Linked DNA regions of Homo sapiens: region 2 is linked to region 1. Evidence: read pairs that join two places in POLR2A ChIA-PET (ENCODE). Cell type or tissue: Panc1. All regions are shown on one strand. Each heading gives the region's core, and the rest is flanking DNA. Links, peaks and the distances in the headings are about the cores only.

The links. Peaks named below come from ENCODE experiments on the same cell type or tissue, not always from the same donor. Only the 100,000 strongest peaks of a DNase experiment are listed, where the experiment ranks them.
Region 2: POLR2A ChIA-PET joins it to region 1 with 7 read pairs; 2 of 35 experiments call an interaction of 5 or more read pairs at or near these places.

What each region holds. Positions count from the first base shown.
Region 1 is chr5:64,162,192-64,170,878 of GRCh38, reverse strand. RNF180 (ring finger protein 180) reads right to left here and starts at 5,036. Exons shown (of 8, transcript NM_001113561.2): 1 at 4,926-5,036. In Panc1, for the core only: no CTCF peak of the experiment used is centred there; no DNase peak of the experiment used is centred there; H3K4me3 peaks cover 1,550 bases; H3K27ac peaks cover 1,078 bases; H3K27me3 peaks cover 471 bases.
Region 2 is chr5:63,797,237-63,805,923 of GRCh38, reverse strand. No RefSeq gene overlaps it. Among named protein-coding and RNA genes, the nearest start is that of HTR1A, 160 kb to the left of the region's middle. In Panc1, for the core only: no CTCF peak of the experiment used is centred there; a DNase peak (open chromatin) is centred at 616.

The sequences.
Region 1 (8,687 bases), core at 153-8,152:
GTCTTCAAAGAAAGACTGCTCTTGAATCCCACTGGAAAGGACCATACCAAGTGCTCCTGACTACAGGCATAGCAGCTAAACTCAAAGGTGTTGACCCCTGGATTCACATCTCCCTCATAAAAGACCACCTCCTGATGCCACCTGCTTCTCTTCTTAAGCCACAGACCTTAAAAAATCAGGTTAACCAGGATAAGAAGCTGATGACTTCACACTGTGGATGGCTTTTCCCAAGACATCAGAAAAAGATCCTCCATCATAATAAGATTCTTATCCCTCTTAATTTTTCCTTTCTTATGCCTTTTCCGCTAGGCAGGATAATACTGTCATAACCAGTTGCTTCTGTAGGTAACTTCACAGAGTGTTGGATCTGTCCTGCCAAACCCAAATCTTTACATAACTTAAAAGATCTTTTAATCTACTCAGTGGCTAACTTAAAAACACCCCGAACACAACTGCTTGTTTAAATTGTGCTACTGGTCCCTCTTATAGAGTCAGATTTCTAGACCCACTTGTTCTCTCTCCCTGTTTTAATTTAATCCAGTCATGGGATACAAGAACCAAGTCCAAATGAGTGTATCATAAGACAGGATTGTACCAAAAGCCTGAATAGAGTTTATTTCAAACTGACTTAGTGCAAACATATTAGTTTTTTAACCTTGGCTAGAAACTGCTAAATCCACCATTCCAAGCAATATATCCACAAACAACAGAACTGGGAAGCAGTCCTTATGTGCACCCACAGGGTGTATCATTATTTGTGGATAACTCTGTGGCCAACCTTATACACAGGCAACCTCATGCCTTGACAGGTAGAGGATGAAGGGTCAATGTGGGCTAAAAATCTAAATGGTAAGTTGTCACTCCATAATCCAGAAGTGGAATACTGGCTCACTCCTTACCTATGTCATAGATTAAAGAGAACACTGCCAAGAGGCATTAACCCTTTTGGATCGGCTTTGTTAGGTCCCTTTTCCTATGGCTTAGAGTAATACAAATGAAGTAATGATTAGAATTTATCCCGCGAAATAGCCTCTATAGAAGATTCTACTGCAATGCTATAGCTGCACAAGACTTCTTTGAATTCTCTTGTTAAAGTTATACTAGGTATTAACAGAATTGCTCTAGATTTCTACTGGTCAAAGAGCGAGGAGTCTTTGCAGTTGGTAACACTTATTGTTGCACATGGATAAATTCCGGTATTATAGAGACTCAGTTGCAAAAAAAATTAAACAGGCTACTTGGTTAAAATAAGTGGATTCTTTGTCTTTCTCGTTCTTTGATCTGTCCAATTTCAGTGGGTTTGGTTCATGGGAACTTTGATTAAGAATCACATTCCAAACTCTTGGTATTATCTTTCTGATAGTCATAATGGTAGTCTCCCTAGTGTGCTGCATTCTCTCAAAAGTTTTAAATGACTGCATGCAGCAATCTGCTGAATGTCAATGATCTCTCTCCAGCTGATATGATAAAAACTCAAAGAAACCTATGATAATGAGGACACCTAACCTATTAATGACATGTTGAGACTGGAAACCCAGAATGATAGTAACTGAGAGTAGCGTTAATGCCCTAAGTTTTGGTCACACTCTCACTTAGGTGAAAGCTTACTGAAAGGACAGAATTGTTAAATAATATTTACAACAGGACGTTGTTTTAGACGGAGCTCCTCCACTAGGCCCGAAGAGATCAAACCAAAAGGGAGTCACTCATGCTCAGTGCCACATAATCAGTCTGAAACTGTAAGGAACTAGTTCAAAGACCAAACTAGTTTTTCCTGAAAACAGGAGATTTGCTGCAACAGGAAAGGGCTTAGTAAACCTAAGCTGGCATAAGTAGCCCCTTCTGCTTTAACACTTAAAAGTAACCTTAAGTAATCTGATGTTAACCAACAGACTTTTAAAAATACTCTGTTTCCTTGTTTCCACCTTACAAAAACCAACTATTCTGCCATGCCTAGGGCATGGCATTCTATTTTATGGAATGAGATGCTACCCAATTTCAGAATTGCTAATAAAAGCCAATTTGATATTTAAACTAAATTTGTCGAAATTTTTTCTTTTGACATCGGTGTGGTCAGGAAAGTCTGTTGCACACACAACTTGTTAATAACTTTTTTTTTGGAAATAGCAATTTTATATTTTGAGGCTATATTGCCTTGGCTGTATTACACTCAAAACATACAATATGGAGCCACATTTTATTATTCAAAATTGTTACAAAGATTTAAATTTAAATTTATGTGACATTCAAACTTCTCTATGAAATACACTCCCAATCTAACATTGTTCCAGTATGATGTGATCTACTTAATGTACTCTATTTAATATGTAAGTAAAATATCTGATTTCTAAGAAATCAATGTGATGAAAAGAGATAATTGATAGGTTACAACAGAGATTACATGCAAATGTGCACATACACACAGAACTTCAGCCTACAAGTAAGCACTGTCCCCTTTGTAGTAGACTTCTGGGAAGGTTGCAAATTCTAACAATGTCTGTCATTATTTTAAACTATTTTTAAACTGCCCTTTTAAAACTGCCTTCGTAGCCATCAGGACAATCCTTTAAATATCCTTAATAGTGGTAAAATCTTGAAGGTAGAACTGAGTTTTACAACCATGTAGAAATCATTCTGCCAAATTTAGCAAAGAAAATAGGTACTCAAGCTGAATTAGTTTTTTGATTAAAAAATAGAAACAAAAACAAGTGTTTATGAATGTTATCATGAAATGTTTTTATTTTGCTTGTAAATTGACTAGAAATTTCAAAAAATACAAAATAATTATGAATGGCAGCAGCACTACTGGAATAAGTTTTTAGCCTCCTGAGGTGACTACTTGGAATGACCACTCTCTAAAAATATAAACGACAGCACGTTTAAGGAGGGAAAATGTTTCAAGACTCTGCAATCACATTTCAAAGTTACAAAGCTGCTTTCTTCCGTGGAGTTCAAACTACTTTCGAGATATTACTTCATTAATTCCCCAAATATCCCTATGAAGGAAAGGACACATCACCATTCTTTTTTCAGATGGCCAAATGGAGGTGGTATAAGGGAGAGAGAACTGTGTTTATTCCATGAAAGCAACAATTAAGTCTAAGCACACTGTCCCCTTGTACTATGTAGTTAGCAAAATTTAAGCGAAATTTTTAATCTTTATGCTCCTTAATGAAAAAGACATTGTAAGAGTAAAAAGCATTATCATTCAGGTAGCTATGTCATATTACAGAAATATATTAAAATGATTAATTTATTGCATTCTTGCCTGGAAGAATTCCTGCTTCATGTATGAGGTGCTTATTAAAGAGGCTGGTGTCGGTCCTCAGACACACTCAAAAAAGTGCTAATTAAGTCTATTTTATCAAGAAAGAAATCTTGTTGATTTTTTCAATATTATTTTTTGAATTTTCGAAGAAAAAATCTTCACTTTGAAAAACCAAACACACAAAAAATGAAAGAGAGGAAGAAAAATGGGGTAATAAAATACCATTGACAAAACTAAGAGCAAACCCTAGGGAAACTGGTAAATTGTTGATGGTTCCAGAGAGATAAAGTACAACATAACACGTACACAATTACGAGATAATTTTTCATTACAATAATTAAAATGACTATTCTCCTAAATTTTTGATTCTTTATGAGAAAAAACTTACTCAAATATTCCGGGAAACCTAACAGCTCGCCTCCTCGATTCTACTTATTAAATAAATATTTAGAGTTTCTGCCATTGTCACCAAAGTATCTTTGGGCTGCCAGTGGCACTACATTTATACAAGAGACGAAAGTCTGACAGATAAAAGACAACGGAATTTTACTTCTTTCTACGACTCAAATGATACCACTCATTTGAAACTGAAGTGTTTATGATCTTTCAAGTATCACTTTTAGGGGTACTATAACAGGAGTCTGAAAGGAATTGACTCTATTTTTTAAGAAAGGTTTTAACAATTAATGAGTATATAAAAATACAATGAGCATCAGACCGTCCATCTTTGAGAGCTAAATTTTGTTTGAGACTAAGAGACCAACTGGACCAAGGACAACTCTAGTCAGACAAGTTCTAATCACAGATTCCACAAGGATTGACTGCTTAGTTTTGATATAATCACTTTGCCTCTTGGGTGCCTCAGCTGTCTGGTCTATAAAATGGGATAATAGTAACCCGACCGCATAATGCTCCTTTGAAGTTAACTAATGAATGCTCTCACAGATACACTTACAACTGTTAGATGCTACGAAAATAATGAGCACTATCTCGAAAAAAAACAAGGTGGAATATATGTGTTAGTGTTCATAACAGCACTAGTAATTTCCCACCAAAGGACCATCTCCCCACCTCCGCCCGATGGATTTCAGAGCTTATGACCTCTGCCTAGCAGAAAGTCGTACACTCCGGACCCAAGGCTGCAACAAAAGCGACTGCGACGCCGATACTGAAATGGGCTAGACAAAGGAAAGTGGAACCGTGCAGAGGGAATCGGCCGTGGAAGGGGCTGTGTGGTCCCCACAAGCTCCGAAATTAAACAAGACGCAGTTCCCCACCTCAGACCTGGAGAGGGTTCAGTACTGGACCCCTGGCACCCACCCCACCTTCCCCGGCCTCCTCCGCCACACCTACAGCGCCTCGCCTCCAGGACTCAGCTTTTTCGACCCTGTGTAATTCCAACCTCCAGGTGGGCGCGCCCCGAGGCCGCTCCGAGAGCCTCAGGTGCGAAAGTTAAGCCGCGGCCGCGTCACCTGAGGCCCGCCGGGCGAGAGGCGGCCAGGCCAGCGGCAACCCTAGCCCAGCCCCTTGGCACGTCCCCGCCTGGGCCAACGTGGGGGCCCGGGCCACCGCGGCTGGGTAGGGCCCGGCCGAGGCCAGGTCCCTCCGAGAGGCGCCGCCGCCGCGCCCCGCCCGACTCCGACCCGCCGGCCTTTACCTGTATCCACGTCCCGGAGCCTCCGGCTTCGCGCCCCGTCCCGGCGCTCCCGGCCGCCAGCAGCCAGGCTCTGAGGACTCGCTGCGGCTCCGGCGGCGGCGATGCCGGTTCGGCGAGACGGGAAGCGACAGGAGCCAAACCCCGCGGAAAGCGCTCGAGCTGTGCCTGCAGCCCCGACCCCGCGGCCTCGGACGTGGCGCCCCGGCGCTCGCCCGCCACAGCCAGCGGCCCTGCTCGCCCCACGTCTGCGGGTTCCCACCCGAGCCGCGCGTGGGCGGCGCCGGGCTTTGACCCCGCGCAGGCAGACAAGCGCCGCGGGCCAGACGGAACCGTGGGAAAGTTTTTCTCCCTTGTCATCCCCTTACCAGAGCCACAGAAATTATCCCTGTGGTCTCCCTTGTCCTCACTCGGCCTTTTCTGGAGTTAAGAGATCCAAGCCAACTACTGGGTCTGTTCCCTGCTAAAATCTTAGGCCGGCGTCCCATCCACCCATCCCCATGCCTAGGACTTTTAAGCTGGCAACGCTACCTGGGTTTAGTTTTCCCTTCGTATATCACTATCTTCGTTGCTTACCTTCTTGTGCCTAAAGTTCCACCGATGTGCAAGGAGATTAACCACTAAAGTGCACCTGACACTACTCTTGACAAATTGCAGTTGGGAGGTGAGTTGATGACTGGCGGTAAATCAAAAGTGCTTATTTAGGGAGTGAGGGGGCCGCGTGCAGTAAATGTTGACTTGCAGGTGCCTCATAGATGATCAAACGACTATAAATAAGATTCGGAATATAAAAAGCAAGTTTTATTAGTTGGCTTGAGGAGAGGGAAGGGAGCTAGGAGGGAACCTCAAAAAAAATATACAGCTTTGTTTCTCTGCTAGATACAGAAATTTTTATTTGCCTGAAGTGGCTTACTTGGAAACTTGTCCTAAGATTAGGGCTGTATGCAGTGACTTCCCATCTGGAAATACAAGGAAATAAAGAACAAAATGAAAGACATCACGAGAAAACTACAGACCAATATACCTTATGCATAGTAACATAAAAATCCTCAACAAAATACTAGCAAGCCAAACCCAGCAACATTTTAAAAAATTATACAACATGACCAAGTAGGATTTATCTCAGGAATGCAAGTTTGGTGTGACATACAAAATTAATGTAACACACTACTTTAAATAGACTAAATGTAAAAACCACATGATCATCTCAAAAGATGAAGGAAAAGCAATTGACAAAATCTAACACCCTTTCTTGATATAAACACTTCAACTAGGAATAAAAGGAAACTTCTTCAACCTAATAAAGAGCCTCTGAAAAATCCATAATTAACATCATACTTAATCTTGAAAGAATGAACATTTTCACCTAAAATCAGGAATAAGACAAGGATGTCAATTGTTGCTACTTCTATTCAACATTATAGTGGAGGCACTAGCCAGGGCAGTTAGGCAAGGAAAGGTGGAATATCTAACAGCTAGTAGAACAAAGAGAAGAAAGATAATTACCAAAGAAAACGAGGACAACAGTTCTCAGAGCTAAAGGACAGAAGCACATGAGCTCTCAGTTTAATGGATAAAAATTTTCTATAACCAAGTTGTGAAATTTCAAACCACATGAGTCAGAGAGATCTTAACTTTCATGGAGGAAAAAATAGGAGGTGATTTATGAAGATTTAGAAATCAGAATGGCATTGGATTCTCAACAGAAACATAAATAAAAGATAAATTCTGAGAAAAAAATGATTTCCAATTTTGAAATTGATGAAGTATGAGGTTTAAAAAGACATTTTCAAATATACAAAGGTTTAAATAGTATTTTCATGCATTCTTTCTCAGGAAGCAATTGGAGGATGTATTCTATAACAAAGTGGTTAGACAGAGAATCTGATAGAAAAGAGAAGTGAAGGTGACACCCGCAACAACTGTGGTAGGCAGAATGGCTCCCCCAAAATGTCCACATTCTAATCTCTGGATCCTGCAAAGATGTTACAGTATATAGAAAAGGGACTTTACTGATGTCATAAAAGTGACTGACCCAAATAGGGAGACTATTTCGGATTACCTACGTAGGCCCAGCCTAATCACATGAATCTTTAAAAGCAGAAAACTTTCTCCACCTAGAATCAGAAAGATGAGATGGCAAGAAATGTCAGAGAGCTTTGAAGCCTGAGAGAGACTTGACCTTCCTTTCCGGGAGGGAACCACCCTGGAAACACCCAAGAGGGAGAATGTGGGTAACTTCTAGAGGAAAAGATTGGCCTCCTGGCTGAATTTGCAGTGCTTCCTTTTTAAAGAAATAAACTTTTGGAGGTACAAGATTTATTACAAACAGGACTGAAAGAAGAAAGACAAGATGAAAGTCTTGATGCTTTCTAATTCAGTAATGTAATATAATCTCTTATTTCTGATGAAATCACAGGGATGAACTCAGAGAAATGATAAGGTTGACAAGTTTCACAAATAAAAACACAGGATGCCCAGTTAAAATTGAATTTTGGATAAACAGTGAATTAATTCTTAGTATAAAACACACTAAAAATATTTGGTTACTAAAAGTTAAAATTTAACTGGGTGTCCCATATTTATTGAGCAACCTTAAAAAGTGTAACTTCTGAGCAATGATTCTCAACCTTGGAAGCACATTGGAATAACCTGGAGTGCTTGTGAAAATACCAATGCCCTGTTCTTACTGTGGTACAATTCAATCAGAATTTCTTGATGTGGGATATCAGATGATTCTAAAGAAAAGTCAAGTATGAGAACCCATGACTCTAGAGAGGAATTAATTTGCACAGGTGTGATAAACTAAAAACAACCTCTCCAGTCATTTTACAACCAGAAGTGAAGAAACACTTTTTCCTTTAATAAACATCTTAACAAATATTCATCATCTCAAAGGTACAAACGAAGAGTATGATTTTCAATATTTCAGGAAGATCATTTACATTTTAGTAAAAAGACAGACAAAAACTCAGCTTTATGATTATAAGATACAAAATAAGTACAGATTTATTTTAACTACTAGGTAATTAGTATCTAAATATTAACTAACATTATCTCTCATCACACCGGATATAATGGCTAGCTGAATCTTTAGTCCTCCCAAAGCACCTGTGTCAATAATCTCATTACCTAACGGTTGAATTTTATAACCTCTAGCATAAATTATAATTTCCAACAAGACTGAAATAATAAAAAAATTTAATTTCTTCCTACAAACCCAACATTGTGTGATGCAATTCATGCCATTTGAGGCCCTAGCAGGACATTGGGTGAATTGGAAACAGCAGGAAGTTCAAAATTAGAGGTTTGAGTTAATGCACAGAGGTATGTGAGATTACCAAGAAAAGAGCAGAGAATTATTAGGAAAACCTTAGATTTAGGAGGCAGAGCAGAAGAAAACCTAAAGAAGTTCCTAATAGAAGGACTGGAAACCTAAAGCTTTCTATGCAAGTTTGAAGAGCAAATGCATAGTCGAACTGGACAAAGAGGCTAAAGAGAATGAGAAAAGGCCACTGGATATGCTGACTCTTGAGGCAGTGTAGAATAGCACAGGTGTGGAACTCTTCCTCGGCTTGAGTCTCAAATCTTCCACTTACAAGTGTATAACCTGAGAACAAGTTTCTTAATCTCTCTGTGCCTCAGTTTTTTCATCTGTAAACAGGAGATAATAGTAATATCGTAGAGTTATTGTGAGGTTTTAATGATTTTACCCAAGCAAAGTGCTTAAAATGATACCTGGTATATAGTAAGCACTCAATAAAT
Region 2 (8,687 bases), core at 397-8,396, 370 kb after region 1:
AATGTATATGGGTGCCCAGTAGATAGTAGGGACTCCATAATTTTTTACTGTAACTTGATTTAAGAGAATTAGAAAGACCCAGGGAATCTGTGGAGAGGACACTCAAAAGGAAAAATTTAATATTTATGATTGATCATTGTTTTGCTAATTAAGTGAATGTAACTATTATATACAAAATATCAGAAGCTTCAGAGGTGAAAGACCTGGGTTCCAGTAACAATAGCTACTACCTAGCTCTGTAAGTAAGTTGGTTTATCATTTCTATAAAAGGAGGGTGTTAGGCAAGATTAGGCTTTCTAGATCTTATTTTAATTTTTAATTTATTTTAAATGGCTCTTTAAAATATGAATTTTATTTTTTAAATCCACATATGTAATATGTTTATCCATTCATATTTAGTAAGAAACATTTGATGAGAAGCTAACACTGTACAAGGCACTGCCATAGCCATAGGGTATATGAAGACAGCAGTCCTTGTCCTAAAAAATCCTGCAGGGGAGATAGATAAATATAGGTACCCAAACAGTAAACAATGACCACATGAGACTTCAGAAAATAGTCAACTCATTCATATAAGAGGAAAAGAGAGTCATCTATGTGTTTACTCAGTTACTCATACAATTTTTTTGAATTTCTATTGAATGTTGGGTATTGTGATAACTGCTGTGATATTCATGGAATTTATAAGCAGAGTTTTTCAGAAGAAATTGGATGTACTTTCTGAAGAGAGAAATGTAGGCCGAAAACAAATGCTTTGGGATTTGAAGTCATGCAGACAGATGAGCTTCTGGGGAACTCCAACATTTAAGGAGCGGGCAGAAGAAATGTGCTCCCAAATAATTCTGAAAAAGAGATTTTAAGGAAGTGAGGGAAATATAGGAGTTATTTGGGTTGTGGAAGCCCTGATAGCAGAGGGTTTCTTAAAGGGAAAATGAGCAAATGGTTGTGGGAAATATTATAAGATGTGAATTTAACCACTGGAAGTATTTTGATATCCGTAAGAAGAGTCTTAGTGAACGGGTCAGGGTGGAAAAAATGTTAAAGTGTGTTGAAGAATAAACAGCACATATATAGAAATGTTTAGAAATCCAGCCAGAGTAAATTATTGCTTTAAAAATTTGATTGTGAAGGCAGGACAAGATTGTGTAATGTTCTGATGGAGAGCATTAGATAGAATGTTCAGAGGATCAAAGACACGGAGATTAGATTCCAGACTTTAGAGTGTTTGTCTAGCTGTCTCCTAATTCTTTACTATATCCCTTCAGGATAGAAATATCCAAACTTTTATTTTAATTTCTGTGGTTGGTGCTATTTAATCTACTCAACCAGTACTTAGGTAACATTTTAAGGGCTTTTGCTACTGCTCTGAAATGCTTTTGCATTTCACCAGGAGTTAGCAAGACTTACAGTCAAACGATGATGTATGTATTGAAATGTGTGCCTTGAATAAGGTCATGTGTCTTTGTAGAATCTACTCTAGGGATTTTTTTCTTCCTATGAAAGAGTAATGAAGCAGCTTCCTTTTGTGGAAATTTGGCAGAGCTCAGTTAAAGCTCTCATAGTAAAAACTATGATTCAAATATTTGTCCCCTCCAAAAGTCATGCTGAAACTTAAACCTCAATGTGGTAATATTGAGAGCCAGGGGTTTTAACAGGACTCTGCTCTCATGAATGCATTAATCATGAATAAATGGATTAATGGGTTATCATGGGAAGATAACTGGTGGTTTCATAAGAAAAAGAAGAGAGATCTGAGCTGGTATACTAGTATGCTCAGTCCCCTACCAAGCAATACCCTGTGCCACCTGGGACCCTCCAGAGAGTTCACACCAGGAAGAAGGCTCTTATCAGATTCAGTCCCCTGATTTTGGACTTCTCAGCCCCCATAACTGTAAGAAATAAATTCCTTTTCTTTTAAATTACCCAGTTTCAGGTTTTCTGTTATAAGCAACAGAAAATAGACTAAAACAGTAAGCCCAAGAATTTTGAAAAACTTCTATAGTGAATTCTGACCTAGTTAACATTTATTTAGTGATATATCTTCAGCTCTTTTTCTTCATCCTTCCCTAGGGAATGAATTGCAGAGGTATATGAGCTAAAATATTTCCCTGATTTCAGCTTTAACCTAATATACTGATCTCCAACTCAGAAGAACCTGTGGTTTGGATGCAATACAGTCTGTAGTTTTTGAAAACAAGATGATAACCACTGTGAGGGGAGCCTATAGCCTTCTGGTCTCTGGAGAGGTCAGATCAGCAGAAAGGCTGTTAGTACAAACACAGCTGAGCCTTCAGCTGGCTTGCCTTGCCAGGAGGCTTTTTTTTTTTTTTTTTTTTTTTTTTTGGTCTGTTCCTAGGGACAATACTGCTTCTGCTTCTGGATAGCGCTTTTTTTTTCTTTTTTCCCTGAACACATTCCACCCCTCCCCAACTTTAATAGTTTAACCAATCTCACATGGCAAAAGTATCACAGCTTTTGACTAGGCACAATTCCTGTTTCTCCACAGGAGACATTCTCATGGCAGCACTTGCCTCATTTCCATTTGTCTTCCTGGAATCTCACATCCTACATTTGTGCAAATCACTCAGATGTGTCTGCCAGTCTTCTTGCTAGGAAGCAGGTACTTTACTCTCCCAGTGTTGAGACATCTAAGAAAGCAGCTCTTGTTATTAGATACCTTTTTAAAGGGAGAAACTGTTCATTTTGGACTGCAATTCTTATCTCTTAAAAGGAAGAAACTGAAGTATAAAAGAACTGAGTTTTACATTTAGTTATTACATTATATTGAAGCTGATTCAAAAGGCACATGTTAAGGGATCTATGCGAAGACTATGAAAATAATAATGTGAATCTAGTTAAATGTTGTGTCATTTTGAAAAATATGAATTATAACTTAGTAAAGGCAGACTTGGTGAGACTTAGGGTATGGCAGCCAAATCCCATAAGGTTAGAAAAATTGATAGATTTGCTTTGCTCTTACCAATGGAATTTGGTCAGTGAATTTCTTATTTTAACTCGGGTAGTAAGAGTCAGCCTTTACTGAAACACTACAGAGTGCTACAAAATGATGAAACTATGAGTCTGTATTCTAAAGGAAAAATGACCTGTTTTTTTGGAGTCTCATGTGTCACTGAAGAAGGCTCCAAGAATATGCAGCAAAAAAATAATTGTGAGGGAGAAGATGTAATCGTGGTGTGTCGGGGTGGCAACATTTATCTTTTTAAGAGGTGGTAGACTTAGGTAGGGTTTAGCATGAACACAACTGGGATAAGTCCCCCGATAATCTCAGAAACCTTTAATTCATACATTTTGTGAGAATGTAACATGAGATGGAGATTGAGGTCTCTGAGGTGGGCAATGGGTACCATAGTGAGAGAAAATAATGGATGTCTTAGTCTTATTTGTAAACGTTGCTTGTCATTACACTTTTGGGGGTAGGTTGGAGGTAGCAGGATAGCCTGAAATATGGTATAGATGCAATGTGAGTTTATTATTTTATCATTATCTATTACTTTTTTATTACTTGTTCATGTTTAGTTAGAGTTAATAATGTTTACCTTGGGAGCTTGTTGCTGTTTGCTTTGGAAAATTAATTCTGTTTACAAATTGGGTTTGGCATGAAATGAATCTAGTTTTAGAATTAAGAATAATTTATTCCTGTCCCCAGTTTCATTGATGAAGAAATTGAAGTTCAAAGAGACTGAGTGACTGGTCCAGGGACATACAAAAATTTGTTGGCTAAGAAGGCAATAAATTGGTAATGTGATTCTCCATTCAGTACTTTTTCTACTGCTTCATATTTGCCATACACCCTAAATGATTTAGTCGTGTGTGTGTTTGTATGCATGTGTGTGCATTTGTGTGTGTGAGTCAGGTGTGTGCCATAAAGTTGATCATATTGCATGTGCCCCATGATACTTGTGTAGAAGGATTTCTAATACCAGAAGAGTATCTACTGCTAAAATTACTAAATTTCTAAGTAGTAAGGGGGGCTATTAAATAACACAAAACTGTACTTGAAAGTGAGATCACTTTTCTGCCTATAGATATTTCACTAAACTTTTATATACACAAATACAGATTTGCTTTAAGGAAAAAATAATTATGTATTTTAGACTTTATATCTATAGTTTTTCTTCCTTCCTTCCTTCCCTCCTTCTCTTTCTTTCTTTCTTTCTTTCTTTCTTTCTTTCTTTCTTTCTTTCTTTCTTTCTTTCTTCCTTTCTTTCTTTCTTTTTCTTTTTTCTTCTTTTTTCTTTCTCTTTCTTTCTTTCTTTTCCTTCCTTCTCTTCTCTTCTCTTCTCTCTCCCTCCCTTCCTTCCTTCCCTTCTTACTCTCTCCATGAAATGGTATCAAAATGGCAGAGTGACTGGCCTAAGTCTAGCCTGGTATTTAGTACAGAGCTGGTGGTCAGTAAATATTTGTTGCTTTTACTGATGCTCATATAGCTTCATGCCAAGTTTTGAGTTCAAAATATGAATTCAAATAGGGACCAGATGGTTGATGCTTAAATACTCTACTCATAGGGTAGAGATGTAAGGACCTGGGATGCAGACATTAAGGGAAGGTGAGGGGTGGAGCTGCATAGGGAAAATGTTGTTATATGATACAGATAAAGTTCCCTAGGGAATCTCTTGGAGCTTCCCTCAGAAGAATAGATGAAAAGTCTGTCTGAGCATGGCAACAACTCCCAGTTTCTCCTCTTCTCTGATGGTTTATCTTTCCTGGCTTTTTGATAAGATCCCCAGGAAGAGAGTGTAAGACAGTTGCATTTCTTTTGGAAGGAAGCTTTCTTGGTCAAATAAGGAAATTCCAGAGAGCATCCCTCCTTACATCTGGAGGGGGCTGGGAACAAGACAAGGTTACGGGGACCTTGGTTCTGAGACACCTTCAAAGGCCTCTACATGTTTAAAGAGCCAGCCTTTGGGGAATCACTTTCTAAGACCCAACAACAGAACCTCTGGCAACATAGTGAAGCACAAGGTTAGCATGACTGGCACGTTCCTCTTTGGCAACATACTGAATTCATGATGTGCATTTCTTGAAATCCCCTCCTTCCATTCTGTTTCTCAAATTTCTAAGTGACCTTCAGTAGATCTAAGGCACCCTGCACCTCCAGCTACTCCCTCTATAGTGCTTCTTTCTTTATAATGTTTCCAGATCATTTTCCATCCCCTCACCTTCTATTTTCATATTCGCTAATAGCAATTGAGTCAGAGTATAAATAACTGTTATAATCATTGCAAAACCATATTTATTTCTTAAAATATTCCTTTTCTTTAAGAATGAGGATTATGTTACCATGGGAATTTCCTGCATCAAATAACCGGGAGATATTTGGACTAAGCATCACTCAAGAATGGACAGCAGCCTGTTGTGTCCTTCATTACAGAGTTCCTTGACTTCCTACCTGAAGAGGCAAAAAAAGAAGTGCCATCATTGATTTTGGAAAGGGCTATGGGGATCATCTCTTCTTTTAATCTGAACATTCCTGGAAATGAGATTCTGAAATATAGCCACTGCCCTAATCTCCTAGAAGTAATAGTTTTGGCAAAAACTAAAAGTAAAGTCTCTATTTCCTTTACAAATAATGGGTTAAGATAAAGTACTTTATCCCTATTATAGCTAAAATGGTGGCATTATGAAATTGTTTTATTGAAATGAAAGAGAAAGGTGTGGTAAAATTATTACATACATAAAGTGTGGGTGTGTCTATATTTGTATGGAATGGGAAGAAGTGATAGGCAGAATAATAGCCCTCAAAGATGTCCATGCTCTTATCCTTAGAATATGTAAATATGTTACTTTACATGGCAAAAGGGACTTTGCAAGTGTGGTTAAGATTAAAGACATTGAGAGGAGGAGGTCATCCTGGGTTATTCTGATGGTCCTAATATAAGCACATAATTCCTTCAAAGCCGAGAACCTTCCTGGCTGTAGAAAACAAGGGAAATGATAGCATGAGAAGGACTCAACCTGCAGTTACTGGCTTTGAAGTTGCAAGAAGGGATCACAAGCCAAGGAATGTGGGCAGAAGCCAGAAAGCTGGAAAAGGGAAGGAAACAAATTCTACCCAAGAGCCTCTAGAAATTAATAAAGTCTAGCTGATAACTTGCTTTAAGCCCAGTGATACCCATGTTGAACTTCTGACCTGAAGAACTGTGAGAGAAGGATTTGTTGAGAAGGTTGCTGACATTTTAAGTGAATTATGATCAACTACTGATGAGGTTAGTAGCAATAGTTAACACTTTTATAATGCCTCATATACACTAGGCATTTTTATAAGCATATTGTATAGTCCATTCTCACACTGCTATAAAGATACTACCAGAGATTGGGTAATTAATAAAGAACAGAGGTTTACTTGACTCACAGTTCCACATGGCTGGGAGGCCTCAGGAAACCTAAAATCACGGTGGAAGGTGAATGGGAAGCAAGGCACGTCTTACACGGCAGCAGGAGAGAGAGAGAACATGAAGAGGGAACTGCCAAACACTTAAAACCATCAGCTCTCATGAGAACTCACTCACTATCATGAGAACAGCATGGAGAAAATCATTCTTGTGACCCAGTCACCTCTCAACAGCTCCCTTCCTTGACACCTGTGGTTTACAATTCCAAATGAGATTTGGGTCAGGACACAGAGCCAAACCATATCACATATTAAACCTCAAGAATCTAATGTCTTCTCATTCTTAACATAATTTTGCAGAAGATAAAACCAAGACAGAGAGATAAATTAACCTGCCCAAGATCATACAGTTGGGATATGGTGGAGCCAGAATTTGAACTCGGACCATATGGCTGCATTGTGTAGCTTTAGAATCAGGTTACAGTGTTGGTGGTCTTAGTCGCTACATCATAATTTATTATTACTCCCCTTTTACACATGGTGTATTAGTCTGCTCTCATGCTGCTAATAAAGACATATCTGAGACTGGGTAATTTATAAAGAAAAAGAGATTTAATGAACTCATAGGTCCACATGGCTGGGGAGGCCTTATAATCATGATGGGAAAGTGAAGGAGAAGCAAAGTCATATCTTACGTGGCAGCAGGCAAGAGAGCGTGTGCAGGGGAACTGCCCCTTATAAAACCATAAGATCTCGTGAGACTTATTCACTAATACGAGAACAGCATGGGATAAATCACCCCCCCGATTCAATTACTTCCCACCAGGACCCTCCCATGACATATGGGGAGGTACAGTTCAAGATGTGACTTATAGGAGGTACAGTTCAAGATGAGATTTGCGTGGGGACACAGCCAAACAATATCAGATGGCAAAACCAAAGTGACAAGAATCTGGTTTCTTGCCCAGATTCACACAGCCAGTGTAGAAACTATGACTGCTCATTTCATCACAAATGTCCTTTCTTCCTTCATTTCTTTCTTCCTTATCTCTTTCTTTTTAAGAAACAGGAAGCTTTGGAATAAGGAAAATGTGTTGTCTACTTATTTATCTAAATGTCAGAGAAAAGGAGACTTTCATGCTGAAACGATGTTCTTAGCTCATTAGAAAGTATGGCAAAATAGTCTGTGATCAAATAGGTGGAATTTTAGTCATGTTGCATTTTCTATCAACACATTTATTCCTCAAATATGAAATAAACAGTTTTAATGTATGCAAAGAATTTGTGCTTTCTATAAGCTATTTTTGAAATACAGAATGTAGAATGAAAACTATCATTCTACATTTATTCCCCAGAGAGAATCATTTTCTTTTTTCCTACTCCTCTCTTTGCTGCACATATATTTTATAGTTGAAATTTAACTATTTATACAATTTAGTACCCTGTTTTTCCATTTAGTAGGGCAACATAAACATACCCTCATATGAATGTGAACTCTCCATGAGTATTTCTTCCAATGGGTATATTGTATTGCATATTAAGTAGCATAACCACTTAACCATTCTTCTACTACTGGAATGTAAGAATATTGCTACAATCTCACCAGTATCTTAATTTTAAAAACTGCTATTCTACTGTGCAGAAAATATTTTATTAAAATAATTGCCTCTTTAGATTTTTCACACTCATCTTCTCAGTGTGAAACTAAACAAAACAAAATAATTATCACCCACTTATTTTGTAGAAAACAACAGCCCTCACTTAAGATGAAATCATAGAGTGGCTGCAGAAAAATGGGATTGCATGTTGACTCTAACTGAACCAGAAGCTAAGCCTACATATTTCATGAAGAAACTGAATGTGGGGGAAAATATGATGTAAACTTGGGAGCTACTAATGAGGACAAATTAAGAGAAAAGGTCAGTTTGCCAAGATCTTGGAATACCACAAATAGAGTGAGAATTAAATAATTCAAGTCTGGAGAGTTATTTTATTTTATGTGTAGTTAGTTACCTTTTCGTTTGCTTTAATTTGTTGCCTCTTAATTAGTATTCCTTATTGAATCAGAATCATAGGTTATCATTATAATAAGGAGGCTAGTTTGCTAACTCTATGAATGTGGTTTTATTTTTGGACTCCTGCTTTAGGCACTCCTTCAGTTTTGTTGTTTTATTTTTGCAGACCCAAGATAACAACGCTGTAGTTATCTTGAGATGTTAGATTAACTGTTAGAAATGCAGACTCTGAAGGCAGATACGAGTTAAAAATTTGCTCTTATGTTTACCAACTGTGCATCCTCGGACAAGTTATCTAACTCTTCAAAACCTCAGTTTCT